2 separate regions of the Homo sapiens genome follow, and region 2 is linked to region 1. A link is a loop called in an ENCODE intact Hi-C map of the cell type or tissue named here. Cell type or tissue: mesothelial cell of epicardium. All regions are shown on one strand. Links, peaks and the distances in the headings refer to the core of each region. The heading gives the core; the rest is flanking DNA.

What was found. Peaks named below come from ENCODE experiments on the same cell type or tissue, not always from the same donor. Only the 100,000 strongest peaks of a DNase experiment are listed, where the experiment ranks them.
Region 2: a loop joins it to region 1, with 5 times the contacts of the local background. A loop is called at or near these places in 1 of 110 quality-filtered maps.

Annotation. Positions count from the first base shown.
Region 1 is chr7:96,792,533-96,796,935 of GRCh38, forward strand. All of the region lies in intron 2 of LOC105375414 (a long non-coding RNA gene), which reads left to right. Among named protein-coding and RNA genes, the nearest start is that of SEM1, 85 kb to the left of the region's middle. In mesothelial cell of epicardium, for the core only: no CTCF peak of the experiment used is centred there; no DNase peak of the experiment used is centred there.
Region 2 is chr7:96,718,338-96,722,740 of GRCh38, forward strand. No RefSeq gene overlaps it. Among named protein-coding and RNA genes, the nearest start is that of SEM1, 11 kb to the left of the region's middle. In mesothelial cell of epicardium, for the core only: no CTCF peak of the experiment used is centred there; DNase peaks (open chromatin) are centred at 968 and 2,755.

The DNA of each region.
Region 1 (4,403 bases), core at 333-4,332:
CATTCCTTCAGTTACCGTTAGGAGGTATAATGCATCTCTTGTGTGCTAGACTCTTGCTAAGCAATTGGGGTAATAGTGAGCAACGGGAATGCTCTACACTGCTGGTAGGAGTATCAATAAGTATAAGCCCTGCAAGAAACAAGGTGACGGTATGTCTTGAGGTGAAAGACATACCTTTCACTCACAGCTTGTATACCCTAGAGAAACCCTCATAGCTGCTCAAGGAAGCATGGACATGCAAAATCAGAAAAGGCTTATCAACCTATGAAAGAAGAGATAAATTGGGCTTATGCTCATAAAAAATATTATGCAGTAGTTAAAATTAATGAATGAGTGCCACATCTACCTATGTGGCTAAATTCCAAAAACACAATAGTGAACAAAAAGAAAACTTCAATTGCAGGAGGATACACACAGGATGATATCATTATCACTTTTAAAAACTTCTAAAAAAAACCCTGCATTATTGTTTATGGATACATCTGTATGTAATAAATGTCAAAACACACATGGGTGAAGTGACAGCACATCCAGGGTAGTGGATACTTCTGGCAAGAGAGGGAATGGAATGGGAAAAGGTACACAGAGGTCTTCAATCCAACTGTAGTATTCTGTTATTAAAAAACATCTTTTTATATGACAAAACCAGAAGGTGGATCCATTGGTGTTCATTATATTATTCGCTATACTTTTATGAATAGCTAAAATACTTCACGATAAAGAGGATGCAAATGAAATGGCCCTCCTGTTAAGAAGCACTCAGATTATAGGGGCATCATAAGTACAATAAAAATGGCCATAATATGTTAAAAGTGTTAATAGGGGCATGAGGTGTATGAGGTGGGAGAGAAAACAGAGGAAGATGGAACTAACTCTGTCTCAAAGAGTCAAGAGGAGTCAAGAAGACTTCACCTGGTAGTTACACTCAAGTTCATTTTCTGAGGATATGTAGTTTAGTTGGGGGAAAAACAGGAATATTTATTGGAGGCTACAAAGACAGTTTGTAGAAAGAGTGAGAGACTTCACTGGAGTCTAGAGCTGTCAGGGTAGAGGGAATGGCTGATGAAACCGATTGGAGTTGACTCAGGCTGTGTTCTCCCATCCAAACGTGCATGCGCGTGCACACATGCGCACGTGTGTGTGTGTGTGTGTCAGGGATGTGAGGGGGTAAAGTAAGAGGGGAGAATGAATGAGAACACAGCTAGGGAGACCCATGCTCTTATAATTTTCCCAGTGACAGGTCATGAGAGCCTGGAATGTGATGACAGCAGTGATGTGGAAGGGGCAGGAGTGGGAGGTATCCAGGAAGACTCTATGGGACTTGATGACTGTGGGACTAGAAGAGGTTCCTATCTTGAACAACTTTGGCTGATGATGACACTGACCTAGACAGTAATATGGAAGATGGAGAAGAAGCAAGGTTTCCCCAACCTTAGAGTGAAAGGAGGAAAGGTGAGAAGATAATGAGTTTGATTTGGGATTTGTTAGCTTTGAAACCTCTCCAGGTAGAAATGTCAAGAAGGGAGCCATGGGAAGAAGCAGCATAGAGATAATGACTGGAGTGGATAACACAGGCAAAAGGCAGTCTGTAAAATGAGAAAAGAAGATTTCACTGGACAGCTAAGAAGGTGGATCATCACACTGTAGGCACGCTAAGCTCTTCCTCCCAGAGACAGGTCATGTTTTGGCAGAAGAATCTGAAGACTTCTAATTCAACAGCAATAAAGAGAACTGAACAAAGGAATCATGCCCTAGGGTTTGGCATCTGGCCTTAGCAAACTAGTGTAGCAATGAAAGCACCAACTTTATAGTTAAACTGACGTACATTAAATGCATTTGCCATTAAACTTTCATTCCCCACTTACTAGGTGTAAACTTGGGCAAGTCACCAAACCACTCTGAGCCTCAGTTTCTTTTTCTGGCAATGGGGATGATACCTTACAAGCTTGTGGTGAGGACAAAGTTGAATAATGTAGGTAAAATATTGAATACATATTAAGTCCCTTCTCCTTTTCTTAGCTCTTACCATTGCGAATGCCTACACTTGTCTGATAACATTTTATTTAACTAATTACTTTTTCCTCAAAATACAAAGTACTACTGACCATAGAAGTTGTTGATTACTTGAAACCAGGGGCCATATCTTACATGTTGATCAGTCAGGTACGTACTGAACGTTACTATTTTCCTAACAAGTCATAGACTACCAATAACATGTAGCACCATGCTAGGTACATTGTCGGTGAGCAATAAATAAATAAATGGCTTCTGAATTGAAGTGTACTGTAGTACAGCCAATAAAAATAAGCATAAAATGTTTTATGATTCAGCTTCATATGTAATCATTTGGTAACAACCTTGTTAAGCCCAAAAACATGCATAGGCAATAAGTATATCATTTTATAAGGAAAGGAAAATAGAGGTTATTTGTTCAAGTTCACAGAAAAAAATTACCTCAGGGCCAGAAATAGACAGCAGTGAATCTAATGGTCAGTAAACATGGGGAAATCTCCCAGTAGGGTTTCAGTTATGGGCCCAGTGAGACATGAACAAACAATCCCTTAGGATTTCTAATGCAAAAGAACAAATATAAAAATAGAAGGCTGCCTTTCATGTAGTCAGTACCAAGTTCTCCAACCAGATTCTACACAGCAACTGGAGGACAGGGCCTCAGATCAAGGAAGAAGTGGGATTGGTTTGGAGGGATCCTATCTGGACTCAAGGAAAGTGACAATACAAATTATGGGATGGATCTACATCCTCGAGGTACGTTTTTATATCTGTGCAGAAAAGTAAGCTGATAGCATAAAGGGTCACCAAATAGGAAAGGAGATATGGTTTAATTTTTATCTTTGTGACTTGCTGCTTACATTCATTATGGAAAAAATAGGGTTTAAGTCAGAGTTTAAGGTGGGCCAAGACTTCCCACCTTAGGGTTTAAGAAGCTTTGCCGGTTCAGAAGTGAAGCTGGTGTATTGGTGAAAAGCAACCAAACAGAAGGAAAAGTGAGAAGACAAAGTAGAAAAGGAGAGAGAGGTGGTCAACCGGGACAGAATTTGAGTCAGAGATATCTGTGGTATGTTCAGGTCAGAAGTTAAAATAAGAATAAAGTTAGAGACTCGTTTCTGGAGTAGACAGACTTGGGGGAAAAGAGTCCCAGAACTCTCCCCATTCATAAAATGCATCTATTATAAATACATATACACAGAAGATGTCCTCTATAATATTATTTCTACTTCTGAAAAAAATCTGTGGCTCTTTTGATCTGAGATACGGAGGTGCTGGTGGGGGTTTGAGGGATGGCAGGACAGACAATTATGTAATCAGCAAGCTGAGGTCAAAACCTGGAAAGTCAAGATGTCAGTGAGAGGCAGCAGGAGGAATTTCTCCCAGAAAACAGATAGCACAAGTAGTCTTTTTGTATTGTGGGTAAATTTTGTTCCCTAGAATACGTTCAAGTCCTAAACCCCAGTACCTCTGAATGTGACTGTATTTGGAAATAGGGTATTTGCTGATGTAATTAACTTAAGATGAGGTAATAATGGATTAGGGCTTTTAAGGTATCCTTATAAGAAGAAGCGTGAAACTTGGACACACTGATATACCCAAGGATAAAGTTCACGTGAAGATGGAGGCAGAGGCTGGAATATGTGGCTTCAAAGAACACTCCCGGCCAGCAATCACCAGAAGCTGAGAAGAGCAAAGAAAGATTCATCCCTAGAACCTGGTGAGGACACATGGCATTTCCAAAACCATGATATTGAACCTCTAGACTACAGAACTGTAAGGGAATAAATTTCTGCTGTTTTAAACCAACCAGATTGTGGGTACTTCGTTATGGCAGCACTAGGAACCCAACATGCCTTGCTGTCTGAAGGACTTTCAGCTGTGTGGTTGCCAGGTTTATGAGTCAACTGAGAAGCAGATTTTCACAGTCCGTATCCTCAATCCATGTCCCTGGCATGACACTCCCCTCAAGCCTCAACCCTCGATCCCACCAGGCCACGCATCCCCTAGTGGAGCCAGGTTTGGTGAGAGCGCTGGTCCTCAGAGAGTCTAGCATGACCAGAGAGTTCAGGCCTGGCCTTCTGGAACACATCTTTTCTGGGTTCTAAGGGCCAAAATTTTTCTCCTTCAGAGCCAAGGGCCCACAAATACCTGCACTTCAAATTCTTTTATAGCTTACTAGAGTAAGAGAAGGGTATGGTGTTTGGCCAATTAGAAGAGTAAGCATTTAAGTAAGTAGTAGGTGTTTTAAATCTAGGGAAACCTCTGGAGCAGTGATGGCATTTTACAGTCACTGAGACCTTAATGAACACCAATGTCTAGATTGCACCTGCATAAATTGGGTACAGATGCAGGTATTAGTATTTTTTTAAAGCTGCCAGTATGCAGTCAAGTTG
Region 2 (4,403 bases), core at 307-4,306, 74 kb before region 1:
TTCAGTGACTGCTAACTGAACTGTAAATTCTGTTTGTCTGTTAACGGTTTTTAACATTTAGATTTTAACACAGAAATAGAAGTTGGGCATTCTAGCCTCATAAATCATTTTAAATAATAAAAACTATTTTTATGAAACATCTGGCACATTTGAAACATTTGAAAAACAAAATAACTAGCTTTAGGAGCTAATAATCTGTTCACTTTATTAAATTCATTAATGATTAATCCACATTGGCCATGTGCTTGCTCTTAGAAAATTGTGTAAAGAAGAACTTCATCAGAAATATATTGTTTTAATACACTTTCTCTGCTATTTATACATATGTGTGTGTGTGTATATATATATATATGTTTTCTTAGTTGTATAAAATCCCTTAAAGTAGTATAAAATGTTCTGCATTTAAAGTTTCTTCTCTGCTAATACCTCACTCATCCTGTGCTATTATTTGCCCTGGTATCATGTTGTACCTTGACCATGAGTTGGTACTTTATCCATGTTCTTATACCAGTTGGAACTTATTTTTACTATTTTTTGAAACAAGCTCATAAGTCTTTGAATTTCAATTTTTCTTTTTCTTGGAAGAAATTTTTAGATCATAAAAAGCCCAATGTGTAACTTATGGATTACGTTTGTTCAGTTTAAAACTGTATTTAATATTTCCTCACATTTCATGTTTTCCAATTAATTTTATTTTTTTTTAATTCCCTGGAAAAATGAAATTTCAATATATCATTATTTAATTCCTTCTCAACATAATTAAAACCCACTAAAAATAAGAGAAGCCTATTCCAGAAAAGAGTGCTAAAACTCAAAATTTTTCTTGTACCCAAACTATAAAAGATGCTAGCTGAAAGCATATGCATCCCATAACCAACTTATGTAATAGCTACTCCAGTTATTTCTGATATACGATCTATGTCTTAAATCCGAAGAGTAAAGGTTGGTGGCAGACTGCCAGGTGGGGTAGAATTAGCACTGGGTGATTTTGCCTTCCTTTTGATTGGAATGTGTTTGCTTGCTGTCAGCCTATCCCTGACGGTAGGCTGCCAGAGACTAGTGTCAGTTTGAGAAGTGGAGCTGCTAGCATCGCTGTGACTAAGGGATCATTCTGTAACTCAGGGGTCTGGTGTAAGCTCCATGGAATTAATTTTTTCTTCTTTCTTAAAAGTATTTTTCATTCAGATTTGATTTTATGATATGAATTAAGGATTGCCACACTTTGAAAAAAGGTGACGATAAATAAATGAGAAATATGTAATCAAATGTTTTGAGAGGAATGATTAATTGATTTGCTATTCTATTTTTTTAAAGTTGATTTTGAATTGAAGTACAAAAATTGAAAAGTAAAATCAAGTCTAATGTTAATCATTAGAAGAGAAAGAGTTATCTTGAAAAGTATCTGTCAGGCCTCTGAGCCTATATCTGAATCTGAAGGTGAGGCATATAATTGTCTAGCACAGAGCTACTCAAAGTGGGGTCCCTGGACCAGCGCCTATAAAAGACAACTATAGAAAGTGAGCATAAACATGTAGAAACTCTTAGAGCAGTTTGACACTGCCACTTCATCCAACCCTGTGATTTCGTATTTTATAAAAATCAGCCCATGGCATTTTTGAATTTTAAAAATTTGCCCTTTACTACAAATGGAGATGGATTGATTTAGCATAAATTACTGTAAGCAGAAAAGAGTGTCATTTGAACTTCATATATTGAGAATAATTTATCCTGTGTGATTCTGTCTGAAAGCTGGGAAGTGAGGTGTTTTTCTCTCTGAAAAATCTCTTTCTAGCCCTAGAATAGCATATTTATATTCATAAGATTACAGCAAAGGAGGCTGAAGCTGATGTTGTGCTCTCCTTTTGCAGATATAAAAACAAAAGTACAAAGGGCTTAAGTGAGATGTCTGATATTACACAATTAACATCAGAATTTAAAATCAAGTTAAGTAAACAGCATTGCACAGAACTTATTTAATATTCTGATGAGTAAAATGAAAACACCCTAGGTTGATTATGGCATCAAATTGGATATATTTGTAATTATATATGGCAGATGTCAGTGCTTTGTCTTAAGGTTTCTGATGGAAAAGCATTGTGATAGTCGTTCAATGGGTGAACAGTGAAACTATACATACTGCAAACCAAGGTGATGAGTTGGAAGGAATTCAATAACCAAAACCAAAATTAAACAAAGAGAATGAAGAAAGATTAAGGTAGGAACACATAGTTTGGTTAAAGAACTAATAGAGCAGAAATGTAAGTCCACAACTCTCTGAAAGGTATAAAATTCCAAAAGAAAAAGGGTTCACCTTGGACTGTAAATAGGAGAAATAAAATGAAAATAAGAAAGGGAAAGTTTAGACAAAACATTGGGGATTCTTGTTAATTTTCAGGAGTATTAGGTTAGTTGAGTGGGTGCCCAAAAGAATCTCTAAGGACATTTAAAACTTCATTGAACAAAGCCATGGACAGTGTATTGTGGTGAGCAAGAAGACTTAATGGCAGGGGGATGGTCTGGATCAACCATGAGGTGTTTTTCAGCTCTAATTTCTAGTATACCATAGCTCTGTGAAGAATAGTTGCTAAATTGCTTGATCAACCCAGACAAATAAAACTCAAAACAGGAATAAATTCCCAGACAAAACAATAAAGTCAGCCAAAATTGAAACACACCCCTCAGAATAACAAAGAACCCTAAATCTTGCATCATACCCCAAAGACGACAAATTCAGTTTCTGGCAGCCTGCCCAGAAGAATAAATTCCAGAGACTAGATCCTTCACTGAGTAAGCCCAACCAACAGGTTGGGAGAGTTCAACTTCTCAGACACGCAAAACCTCCCAGCAGATATTAATATTAGAGCAGACTAAAACTGAAAGGGAAAAGTGATATATTAAACAGCTTGATCTATGAGTGAACTAATTCCTGTATTCATTCTTCAAGGAGTTATTATGGAGTACCTACTATCTGCCAGCTACTATTCTGGGGTAGGGTACCTCAGTGAACCAAACACTGAAGAGATCTACCCTTGTGGAGTTTACGTTCTAGTGTGAGGAACAGTAAAGAACACGGTATGCCATATCTTCAGTAGGTGGGAAGTGCTAAGGGGAGTAGATAGCAGGCTAAGGAATATGGCGGGCAGGGTTGGGGGTGTGACAGAATGGGGGCAGATGGCTGCGTTTAATAATGCAATCAGGGTAGAACTCCTGAAGAAGGAGAGACATTTGAGCAAGACAAAGGCAGTGAGAGTAGTTAGCCAAGTGGGTACTGGGGAAAGAATATCCCAGGCAGTGAGAACTTACAGAGCACAGCAGGAATGGTGGAGCAAACCTGGTGTGTTTGAGGAATATGAAGGAATATTCTTCCCCACACTCACTCCCCTCCAGTGGAATGAAGTCAGAGAGACCTTGTAGGCCTTTACTAAGACCTTGTCTTTTATTCTGAGTAAACTACTTACATCTTGCTGTGAGACTCTTAGGACCTCAGTGAAGAAATTAATGCACTTCAGGTGCCAGCCTCCCTGGGCAACCATTCACTCACACATCAGTGGTGTTTCTTTGTGCTCCTTCAGATTGTTCAGGTCATAAGTTATAAGAATGTCAGCATCTTCCGGCAGCATGGGCCTTTAACATAAAAGTATGTCCTGTAGGTACTGCTACTGAGAATGCAGGGAAAATCGTGAATCTTATAACTCTGGATGTTTGCTTTCATTTTTTTCTTAGACCAGCAATAAAAAATTTTAAAAATTATATTTATGATCTTTGTATGATGTTTGTACATATATGAAATATGTACTCTGTCACAGAAAATAAAACCCTAAATATCAGCAATTGTATTGTGGGTTTATATTCTATGAAACCTGATCTTTACTAAGGGCTTGATAAATGTTTAAAGGTAACTAGGAGCTTAAAGTTAGAAGACAAAAATGGATCTGCTTGTGAGAAGGAATGACAATATTAAAAGAATATTTTGATGTTTTTGGATATTTGAAAATATTCGAAAATTAAAGGCTAAGTTAGAAAAACACTGTTAATGTTTATTCATGATTTGAAAAAAAGTGTGTTGAGTACCTGCCGTGTGCCAGGCACATTTTCTAGACCCTATGGATACAACAGTGAGCAACACATAAGAGCCTGAAATCTAATACGTTCCTCTATGAAGATTCTCTTCAGGCAGTTTACCAGTTCTATTACAACAATGTGTAGCTGAGGTGGTGGGTCAATAGGAGACTCGTCTGCAAGCCAGCATCACCTGTTATGATGGGACATGGCTAGGAAATGATACTTCATGACCTGTCCCCATCTGGTGATCTACTCTTTGGAAATCCTCAGGCAGAGACTACATCTCTGAATGTTCAGGAACTTGGGACTTGGCTCCAAGTCTTTGCTATTGTGAGTAGTGC